Linked DNA regions of Homo sapiens: all the other regions are linked to region 2. Evidence: chromatin contacts called from ENCODE Hi-C or POLR2A ChIA-PET data. All regions are on one chromosome and are shown on one strand. Each heading gives the region's core, a stretch centred on a gene start or an enhancer-like site at or near the end of the contact. The rest is flanking DNA. Distances are from core to core; before and after follow the strand shown. Region 1 holds the start of TBR1 (T-box brain transcription factor 1). Region 2 overlaps RBMS1 (RNA binding motif single stranded interacting protein 1). Region 3 holds the start of DPP4-DT (DPP4 divergent transcript).

What was found. A loop is a pair of places that touch in the nucleus more often than their neighbours do. ChIA-PET counts read pairs that join two places held with the same protein, here RNA polymerase II (POLR2A). Pooled maps may share reads with other maps.
Region 1: a loop to region 2 is called in a pooled map, with 2.6 times the contacts of the local background. The contact joins the promoter of TBR1 here to the enhancer-like site in region 2. A Hi-C loop is called at or near these places in 1 of 37 single-sample maps with no recorded cell type and 2 of 50 pooled maps. POLR2A ChIA-PET finds 5 or more read pairs at or near these places in 1 of 52 experiments (activated T-cell).
Region 3: a map with no recorded cell type shows a loop between it and region 2 (2.5-fold over the local background). The contact joins the promoter of DPP4-DT here to the enhancer-like site in region 2. A Hi-C loop is called at or near these places in 1 of 37 single-sample maps with no recorded cell type and 5 of 50 pooled maps. POLR2A ChIA-PET finds 5 or more read pairs at or near these places in 1 of 52 experiments (activated naive CD4-positive, alpha-beta T cell).

Annotation. Positions count from the first base shown.
Region 1 is chr2:161,414,680-161,417,794 of GRCh38, forward strand. TBR1 (T-box brain transcription factor 1) reads left to right here and starts at 1,618. Exons shown (of 6, transcript NM_006593.4): 1 at 1,618-2,423; 2 at 2,997-3,115. The coding sequence starts at 1,732. RefSeq lists silencers at 33-202, 273-322 and an enhancer at 1,744-2,366.
Region 2 is chr2:160,402,088-160,405,335 of GRCh38, forward strand. The region is part of intron 1 of RBMS1 (RNA binding motif single stranded interacting protein 1); the gene reads right to left. Among named protein-coding and RNA genes, the nearest start is that of MIR4785, 4.2 kb to the right of the region's middle. Within about 2 kb of position 1,369, at least 8 of the 41 ENCODE cell types and tissues checked have a DNase peak (open chromatin) inside an H3K27ac peak, as active enhancers do.
Region 3 is chr2:162,073,607-162,076,705 of GRCh38, forward strand. It overlaps DPP4-DT (DPP4 divergent transcript), which reads left to right and starts at 1,251. Exons shown (of 3, transcript NR_147697.1): 1 at 1,251-1,329; 2 at 1,872-2,005. It overlaps DPP4 (dipeptidyl peptidase 4), which reads right to left and starts at 609. Exons shown (of 26, transcript NM_001935.4): 1 at 370-609. The coding sequence starts at 375. It also overlaps the pseudogene TIMM8AP1. RefSeq lists enhancers at 128-327, 762-1,459, a silencer at 478-737 and a promoter at 1,014-2,790.

The DNA.
Region 1 (3,115 bases), core at 368-2,867, 1.0 Mb after region 2:
CCAGGCCGCTCCTCCAGCCCGGGAAGAGCGTGTGCCCCTGGGGTCTGCGCCAGACGCAGCTCACCCCTTGCTCCTTCAGTCTCCCGGGCGGAGCCCGCCCTCGGGCCGGCCAGCTCTCGGGGCCGAGCGGAGCTCTGGGCGGCGCTCCTCCTGCTCATTCCCGCGCGGCTCGGCGTCCGGGAGGAAAGCCGCGGGAGGGCAGGTCAGCGAGCGCCGGGCCGCGGGAGGCAGCTTTGGGCAGATAAAAAGCCTCTGCCGCTCTTGGCCCTCTGGCTCAGGCCGAGGGCTGGGCTCCTCTGTAGAGCCGGTGCTGGGAGACTTCCTCCCTACACCTCGGGGTCTCTTCGGGCCTCGTGCTATTTATTTGTGCCAACATCTTTTTAAATTGGTTTTTTTCTATTCCTCTTTAGATTCTTTTTCCTTTTAAAAATTATTGGCATGGATGCTTTTTCTCCCCTCCAGATTATATAAACATTAAACACACACACGTACACACACACACACGTTTTCAGTAGCGATTACTGTGTTGACACCACTTCCACTCTGTCTCCCCAGATCAGCGCTTCTGACGAGCCCATTTGCACGGGGACTCGGCCCTCTCTTTTCCTGGCGAGGCTTTTGAACCTGTCGCCAAGCCAGTACCTCAGAGAGAAGGAAATGCAGAGGGACGAGAAGGATGCATGGCGCCTGCCCCCAGTTAGATGTTCTTCAGATAATCTGCAACCAAGTGCGCTGATAAAATATTTAATAAAGAGCCGGTAAACATCACTGCAAATACATTAAGGCATTTCAGCCCGACAGCTTATGATTATTTCAAAACTTAAAAAGGAGATCATAGATTGTCACTGTTTCTGTACTCAACCAAGAAACCGAACCTTCCTGAGGTGGGTGGATTGGTGGGTGAGTTGCTGCTTTTCGCCCCCTCTCCTCCCCCCTTCTGCTTGTCGCTGTGGCTCTCAGCAGCAGGGATTTATTTATTTATGTTTGCAGTTTAAAAGGTGGGGGTGGGGGCGCCGAGGACATGTAGGATCTGCTCACAAAGCACCAGCTCAGGTGTTGTGTGCTTTTGTATTAGCTGGAAAAGACAGACTCTGGAACTTTTACAGGGCGAGAAGAGGCCACCGGCTCGCGCTTTGTATACTTTGCACTTGAAATCGTTACATTCAACTGAATATTTGGCTCATTCAGATCCGAAAAGTCTCCTAGCATCGTCGAATTCCCTCCTCCGCCCCTCCGCTCTAAAGGGGGGAAGGGGGGGAAGGTAGGAAATGTTTAGTAAATTCCACATCTTTGAATCTTCCTAAAGCAGTGGTCACAGAGCTTAAAGGTGACACAACAGTGCTCACGTAAACCAACACACATTCCCCACCCCCCAAGCCAACAATAAAATCATCCCCTTCAATTTGCCATGATCGTCGCTACCAGGAGCCAGGTGATTATCCTAATTAATGTCTATCTAATTAAATTACTGTCAGCAGCTAACCAATGGCAGGAGCCGTTTCATCGGCTGCACAAGCAGCAAGATCAAAAGTGAGCCTTTTCTGATTGCTGCATAGTGTCAATTGGCCAATCTCTTCTCCCAGGGAAAAAAAAAAGTAAATCAAACCTTTGAGAAGCATTTGCTGGTTGAAGTGCTTTCTGTCTAGTGAGGGGGTCTGTGGATTTCTAGTTTATGATAAATAGGACTTTAAAAACCAGGGACGGGAGGGCGAGTGTTCAGGTTCTAGAGCTATGCAGCTGGAGCACTGCCTTTCTCCTTCTATCATGCTCTCCAAGAAATTTCTCAATGTGAGCAGCAGCTACCCACATTCAGGCGGATCCGAGCTTGTCTTGCACGATCATCCCATTATCTCGACCACTGACAACCTGGAGAGAAGTTCACCTTTGAAAAAAATTACCAGGGGGATGACGAATCAGTCAGATACAGACAATTTTCCTGACTCCAAGGACTCACCAGGGGACGTCCAGAGAAGTAAACTCTCTCCTGTCTTGGACGGGGTCTCTGAGCTTCGTCACAGTTTCGATGGCTCTGCTGCAGATCGCTACCTCCTCTCTCAGTCCAGCCAGCCACAGTCTGCGGCCACTGCTCCCAGTGCCATGTTCCCGTACCCCGGCCAGCACGGACCGGCGCACCCCGCCTTCTCCATCGGCAGCCCTAGCCGCTACATGGCCCACCACCCGGTCATCACCAACGGAGCCTACAACAGCCTCCTGTCCAACTCCTCGCCGCAGGGATACCCCACGGCCGGCTACCCCTACCCACAGCAGTACGGCCACTCCTACCAAGGAGCTCCGTTCTACCAGTTCTCCTCCACCCAGCCGGGGCTGGTGCCCGGCAAAGCACAGGTGTACCTGTGCAACAGGCCCCTTTGGCTGAAATTTCACCGGCACCAAACGGAGATGATCATCACCAAACAGGGAAGGTAATACTACATTTTTGGCTGCCGCTGCTCTAGGCGCAGCCGGGGACAAGTGCACCTAGGCTGTGACTGCCGCGGCAGCGACGATTTGGGGTCGGGAGCGGAGTGGAAGGCGCCCTAGAGTTGGCTAGTTTTGGAAAGGGGGAAAGTGGAAGGGATAACCGCCAGGGTGATGTTGGTGGGGGGGACCCCGTTCTAGGAACATAGTGGGAGAGCCAGTCAGTGGCCAGAGGAAGGCAAGAAAAAGGAAGAGCCCTGGCCAGCGGCTGGGCGATGGGAGGGACGCATCAACACTGGCATGCACGGACAGGTGGAGACGCAGGTCGCCAACCTCGCTCTCCACCTGGGCAGTGATAACTGCCACCTTCCCACTCCAGCTCACCCGCCGCTCTCCCTGATTTGGGTTGCACTTCTTTTCTTCTCCCACCACCCTTTTTCTAATCCAGCAAATATTCGCCTATTTGCTGCAAGTACAAGTTTTGCTTTGCTAACTGGCGCCCCGCTTCTTGCATTTAATCTTTAACATTTATGTTTCTTTTTTCCTTGTTTTCTCCCCCCACCCCTTAATTTAAATAGGCGCATGTTTCCTTTTTTAAGTTTTAACATTTCTGGTCTCGATCCCACGGCTCATTACAATATTTTTGTGGATGTGATTTTGGCGGATCCCAATCACTGGAGGTTTCAAGGAGGCAAAT
Region 2 (3,248 bases), core at 119-2,618:
CCGCTGTTGCTTGCTCTGTGGGGACATTAATAATAGCACCTTAGAAGGATTAACAACTACCCTGTGAAGTGGGCACTATTATCTTTACTTAGCAGAAACTCAGACTTAGGGAGGTTAAGTGAAAAAGCATGCAAATGGTAGAGCCACAACTTAAGCCATAGTCTTTCAATTAGGTAGAGTGCAGGCGGAAGCATGGACCAAATGGTTCAAGGAGGTAAAATGTGAAACGTGCGTTATCAGGGCCTAAGGAATATGCTAAGGGGCAAACTTTTCAGTGGAAAAAGTAATAGTATGTCTTATTATCATGATTTTTTTTATAATGAGTTTTAAAAAGCGAATTGGATTTCCCTGAGAGAGGGCTGCTAGATTTAGCAAATTCAAAAATGCAGTGTGATGAAAATCTGGGACATACTTATACTAAAAAATTATTCACTGTTTATCTGAAATTCAAATTTAACTCAGTGTCTAGTATGTCATCTGTGAAAGCCTTTATAAAACAAACAAAAAAACACTAATACATTCAAGAGCTACAATTCCCACATCTGAAATCTGGACACTGTGGGCCACATGTCTTTGGGAGGCCAAGTAAAGGGAAGTGTAGTGAGGCCACAGCTGTTCTTGACGGGCTTTCTTTTTCCTAGTAGCAGACACAGCCCTTGACTCCAGGGACCTAGCTTTCACCATGTAGGCCACTTAAGATGTCACTGCCTCAAAACTCCAGACCTTCTCTATATGGATGCTATGAAGATTAAATATGACTGAGGTTTATACATCCTTAAAATATTTATTTATTGGGTGAGTACTTTATAAATATATTCTCAGAAACCTGGATCAGATAGACTCTTACCCTCCTAAGAAAGGTCTCAAAAATAAAAGTACTAATATATGGTGAGCCCAGTTGACAGTAATCTCTAAAAATAAGGAAAAGTAAAAAACTAGAAGTATGTTCAAAACCTGAAGTGAACTATGGAACATGTAATGAGATGCCAAAACGGTCCCTAGTAGAAAAAGTGGACAATCACGATGAATTGTACAGTTTTCAAATGGCTATGTATGGGTAGATTTTAAAATATCATCATCATGACTCATAGATCCTACCTGACCACAAATACACAGAGATAACATAACATAAAAATGGGCCAATACCTTACTTATACATACCAATTTACCTTTCTGCTACTCTCCACTAAACCTCCAATCTCTGTAGCTTGAAGACGTTTACTTTCTTTAAAACAACAACAAATTGGGACTGTTTCAGGCAGTGTTCATTTAAATATCTTCTATGCACAAGTTTAATCTTCAAACTTTAACAAAACCCAATCTACTAAACACAAATTGCTGTGAACAGAAACTGCCTGAAGAGGATTAATCAACAGCTTTGTATGTCATCCTCTAAACAAGGCCAAACACTGAATCACTGTTGAATTCCTCACGTGCAGCTACACCCAGTTAATCTTGAAGAAGGCAGTAAACTATGTAAATCTACTTAAACTGGGAAGATAAGTACTTCCCTCATCAAAAGTTAGCAACATTTAACAAGTACAACTATTGGAGGGCAAGACCATTAAACACACACAGATATAAACACACACATACACACATGCAGAAAAATTTTGCATTCACTCCCCTACCTCCAAAACCCTACTGGAAACCACTAGGACAACATACTGCTTAGCAAAAAAGGCCTTCCTACATGCCACGATGTGCAGAAACCAAAGTATGGTTGGTTTGTAACTTAGCTACCTCAAGAAAGCAGTTCCAAAATGGAAGGAAACAGGAAGAGGAGTAGCTAATAAAAGAATTCAAGAAACAACACAAAGGAAAAATGAAAATACCAATTTTCTATATCTAAAAGCCTTTGAGTATAAATCACTTTTTTTGTTTCAAAACACACTAAAATATTTTCATAGCTACAAAAGTCCTGATAAATGGTTTCATTTTGGTTTTTGGGGTGCTCTTTTCATACGATCAGATTGGATTTGCTTAATGAACACCATATACTTCAAAGTCACAGTCAACAGTAATAGAACGTACACATTTGTCCACTGAGACTTGAACCAATCATCTTTATTTAGATACTGCCTACTCGGTTATCACTCCATTCAAAAGCTTCTCACTTTGACTTGAGCTGAGCAGGTGTATTTCTAATGTGCTCACAGGCCTGTGAGGCAGGAAAATCCTGTTGATCCCAGATGATGCCAGAGATCAGTACTCCCTGATGCCCTAGCTACACTACGTGGGGGCAGGTGAGAGATGAGTACCAACCACCGCTGCTTTAACTGAAACTAGCTCACTCCTACACAGTCGACCCTCCGTATAAAGAGGTTCTGCATCCGCCTACTGTGGATTAAAAATATTTCAGGGAAAAGCAATAAAAATAGCAATAAAACAATTTGAAAATAATACAGTATAACAATTATTTACATAGCATCTACATAGTATCAGGTATTATAAGTAATCTAGAGATTAAAGAATACGAGAAGATGTACATAGGTTATATACAAATACTACGCAATTTTATATCAGGACCTTGAGCCATCCTGGAACCAATCTTCCTCGGATGCTGAGAGATGACTGTATATGTAAAATGTAGAAAGCTTTAAGAGTTGTACAATCATTCAGTACAGCCACATTTTTATATCAATGCTGCTTCCAAACATCACAAACTTACCATCTGTATCATCCATTTGCTTCATCATTCACCTCCTAGCTCACAAGTTCTCCCTCCCCAAAAAGGTGGGAGGAATCCCTAAACTGGACTTCTGAGATTAGAAGGGTGATGGGCTATGATGCAGATAAGTTCTCTATGGGTTGCTATTGAGCAGTACATGTAGGCAGGCAGCCGTAGTGTGGTGGCTTGGAAGGGAGTGATTGTCAGGGTTCAAATCCTGGCTCTGCACTTTGAGTTGAATAGACTTTGGGCAATTTGCTTAATCTATGCCTCAGTGTTCTTAATTGTAAAATGGATATACAAATATTGCCTGCCTCACAGGGCTTTTAAGATGACTAAATGAGTTAATCTGCCAAAAACATTCAGAACAGCAATCAGCAGGTAGTGAAGTACTCAATGAAAGTTAGCTACTACTACTATGTATGTATAATGCAAGTGTGATTCCAAACCATTACGGTGTTTTTTCCAAAGGTGACTGTAAAGTATTCCTTACATTCCATTTTTTTTTTTTCTGGCAAATTAGCTGAGATCAGCTCTAACAGCTGATTATGTATTTCTAGACTAAAATCAAACTGCA
Region 3 (3,099 bases), core at 1-2,500, 1.7 Mb after region 2:
GACCGCGGGCTGGGGGTGGGGGTGGCGTCTGGAGTGCGCCAGTTGGAGTTCTCTAAGGCGGGTGCCCTTGAACTTGTGCCTTCAGAGCACATTAGCGTTGGTTTCTCTACCCCTGCCCGGGTTCGGGCGTGCGTTCTGTGAGTGGCTCTCCGGGACATTCAAAGCTCGACGCCAGGGTCCTAGCAGAAGCCAGGGTCCGAAAGCTAAGCGAGAGCTCTGGGACGTCCCTTCACCTGTCAGAGGGTGGCCTTGGGGCTTCCGCCTAAGGGGAGTCCCTGGTCCGGTTTCGCCAGCTTTTGGGCCATTTGGGGAGTTTGGCGAAGAGGTCCCCACAGCTCGCCCCGGGGACGTACGTGGCGCGGCACTCACCTTCATCGTCGGCGTCTCCTCGGAAGTGAGCGTTCAGAGAAGGAGCGCAGGCAGAAGTCACCGCGGGCGGCGGAGACGCGCGTCCTGCACCGCTGCTCCGGGCGGTGGAGTCACTCGCCGCTGGCAAGTTTCGGCCCCGAGTTAAACATTAGTGAGCGCCGAGCCCGCTGGGTATAAAGGCGCCGCGGGCAGGCTGCAGGGCAGGCGGCGCGGGAGCAGGCGCGCGTGGCGCGGGGCACTGGCATCCCGGCCGGGGGGAGCCCGCGAGGGCCCCCTGAGGGCGGTGTAGGGCGCTGGGCGGCAGCCGGGGCGCAGAGTGCGGGGCCCGGAGGAGCCGTGGGGGAGGGGAAAGGGCGCGCGGCCTCGGATGCGCAGACCCTGGGCCGGCGACTCGGGGACCCTGCTCCCTCTTAGCTAAAAATGACGTCGGCGTTCAGCTCCTCCAACCTCACGTGGACAGGCGAGGGAACCGAGACCCAGAGAGGGCAGGGGACTTTGGCAAACTCACACAGCCCACCGCAGGCAACTGGAACTGAAACCCAGGACTCCGTCTCTTGCCAGTGAAAGTTATGTTAGGAAGCAGTGAGGGGTCTAAAGCAGTATGAAAGGCAAAGAGAAAAGGTGATTGTTCCCTCTTGAATGGCCCTTGGAAGCTGAGTATCTGGATTCACCCTCCCTAGGGAATTTCCCGATTGTCTTGCAGGCTTACACACTCATCAAGATGACAAAAATAATGACAGTAACACTTATGTGGAACTTGACTTTTTCCCAGGTGCTGCTCTAAGCATTTACTGTGTTTGTTTTACAGGAAGGAAGACTGTACACAGAGAATAAATAACTTGGCCAAGCCATTCAGCTAGGAAGTTGTAGATCCTAAATTAAGAGTTCAAGGTCTTAATGGCTACTCTATGCGGCCTCTCATAGTCTTTTCAAGGGTTTTGGAGAAGAATAAAAGATCAGGTATGGCTTCTCCCTCCCCCAGCTCTCTATTGTTCCCTAAAGGATTATTCATTCGTTCATTCATTCCTACATCCTCCCATTTATTCCAGTCATCCACAGATGTTTGAGTGGTTACAATGTGCCAGCCTCCCTTCTAGGTACTGGAGATAAAGTGGGACAAGAGAGGTGAGGTCTGGACCCTTGGCACTTTCACGATAAAATACACAGGTAAACATTTGCCTTTAGGGCCCCCTGTGATTACTTCCACTCTTGCAGATAAGAGGATAAGGCCTCTTCAGCTTGTTCACAGCAGCTGAAAAGCAAAGCCTCTCTGTCAGTAGAGGTAAAAGATTAAGAATGCAGAGTCCGATGGGGCATTACCACATGATTATGAATTAATGCAATTTTCCATCTTTTATTTCCAATCCAGGCATTGCTTTTGAACTCAGTCATCTTTTCCCCCTTGCCCACTAGTTGCTTGTGATACATCAGTATCCTCACTCACCCCCAACTCCAGAGGCTGAAACTAACTCTCCTCCTCCCTCTTCCAACTGCTGAGGAAGATGAGTCAATGGTGTTACTGGACCCTGTGAACTGATGCTGTGAAGAGAGGCCATTTAACACGGACTACGGGGAATGGTGCCACAGGGGGCTCAGTGCTGCCCTTCACTCTCAGCATTTTGCTCACTCAGCATTGGTAAGCCACATCAGCCTCGGTGAAGGAAGTCTGGAGAGTTAAGCCTGTGCTTCATCTCCATGCCAGCACCATGGCACTCATTGTACATTCAGCAAGCCCCAAGGAAGCTGGCAGGAGGCTGGCTGACATCTACGGGACAGGTCAATTTGTTCTCTGGAGGGCACTCCATGAGACGCAAATATCTTCACACCCTGTGCCCATTTCAAGAGACTCTCTCACATGCCTCCCCCACCTTGACCTCTGTGTCACCAGTCTTTCAATCTTGTTTTTTCCAAATCCTTAAGGTAGCAGCTGGCCAACACATTAGCCACCACTGATGAGTCAGTGTAGATCTTACATTGGGCCATCTCTTTTTTCTTGCAAAATAGAAAAGCAGATGTTCTGCTCAAAGTTCTGTTTGTCAGTAAGATTTCCCTTTCTGCTGTGTTTCAGGACATCCCTGGGAGGGACTCTGATGCAGCAGCCATCTACTTATTGCTAGTGCCAGCTTACTTTGCATAACATTGACTCCTTTCCCTCATCTGTTGCCTAGTTGTAGGAAACTCCTTGTGAAGCTATAGGTGTGCACTGAGGGAGAGACATTGAGTCAATGGGAGCAGGCATCATAGAGTCTAAGTTTTCTGCTAGTCTGAGTTTCTTGTGCCTTGTGGACCTGGTGGGCTTATCTCCTTTATCATATAGATACAATTTTCGCTTAATAATAGCATGCTCCTGCAAATGCCCAATTTTATCATGTGGTAGATTAGGCAACACTCAGTTTATTAGGGTAGCTAGGTTGTGCAGTTACTTGATGTTATGGATTGAATTGTGTCCCTCCAAAAGATATATTAGAATCCCAACCTTTAGGACTTCAGAGTGTGACATTATTTGAATATAGGGTCTTTACAGAGTTAATCAATTTTTTTGAATCTTATATAGCTTTTATTTCAGTGATCAAAAGAATGCAGTAAATGGAATCTACACTAATTAACATTAGGCATGCACCTCTACCTGAAACTGCTGTTAGCTTATGATTGGCCTAAATCTTTATAACTTATTTAGGCACATCATTGAATTTTTTGTACCCTGATATACAGGGTAAGTTAATTTCTTCC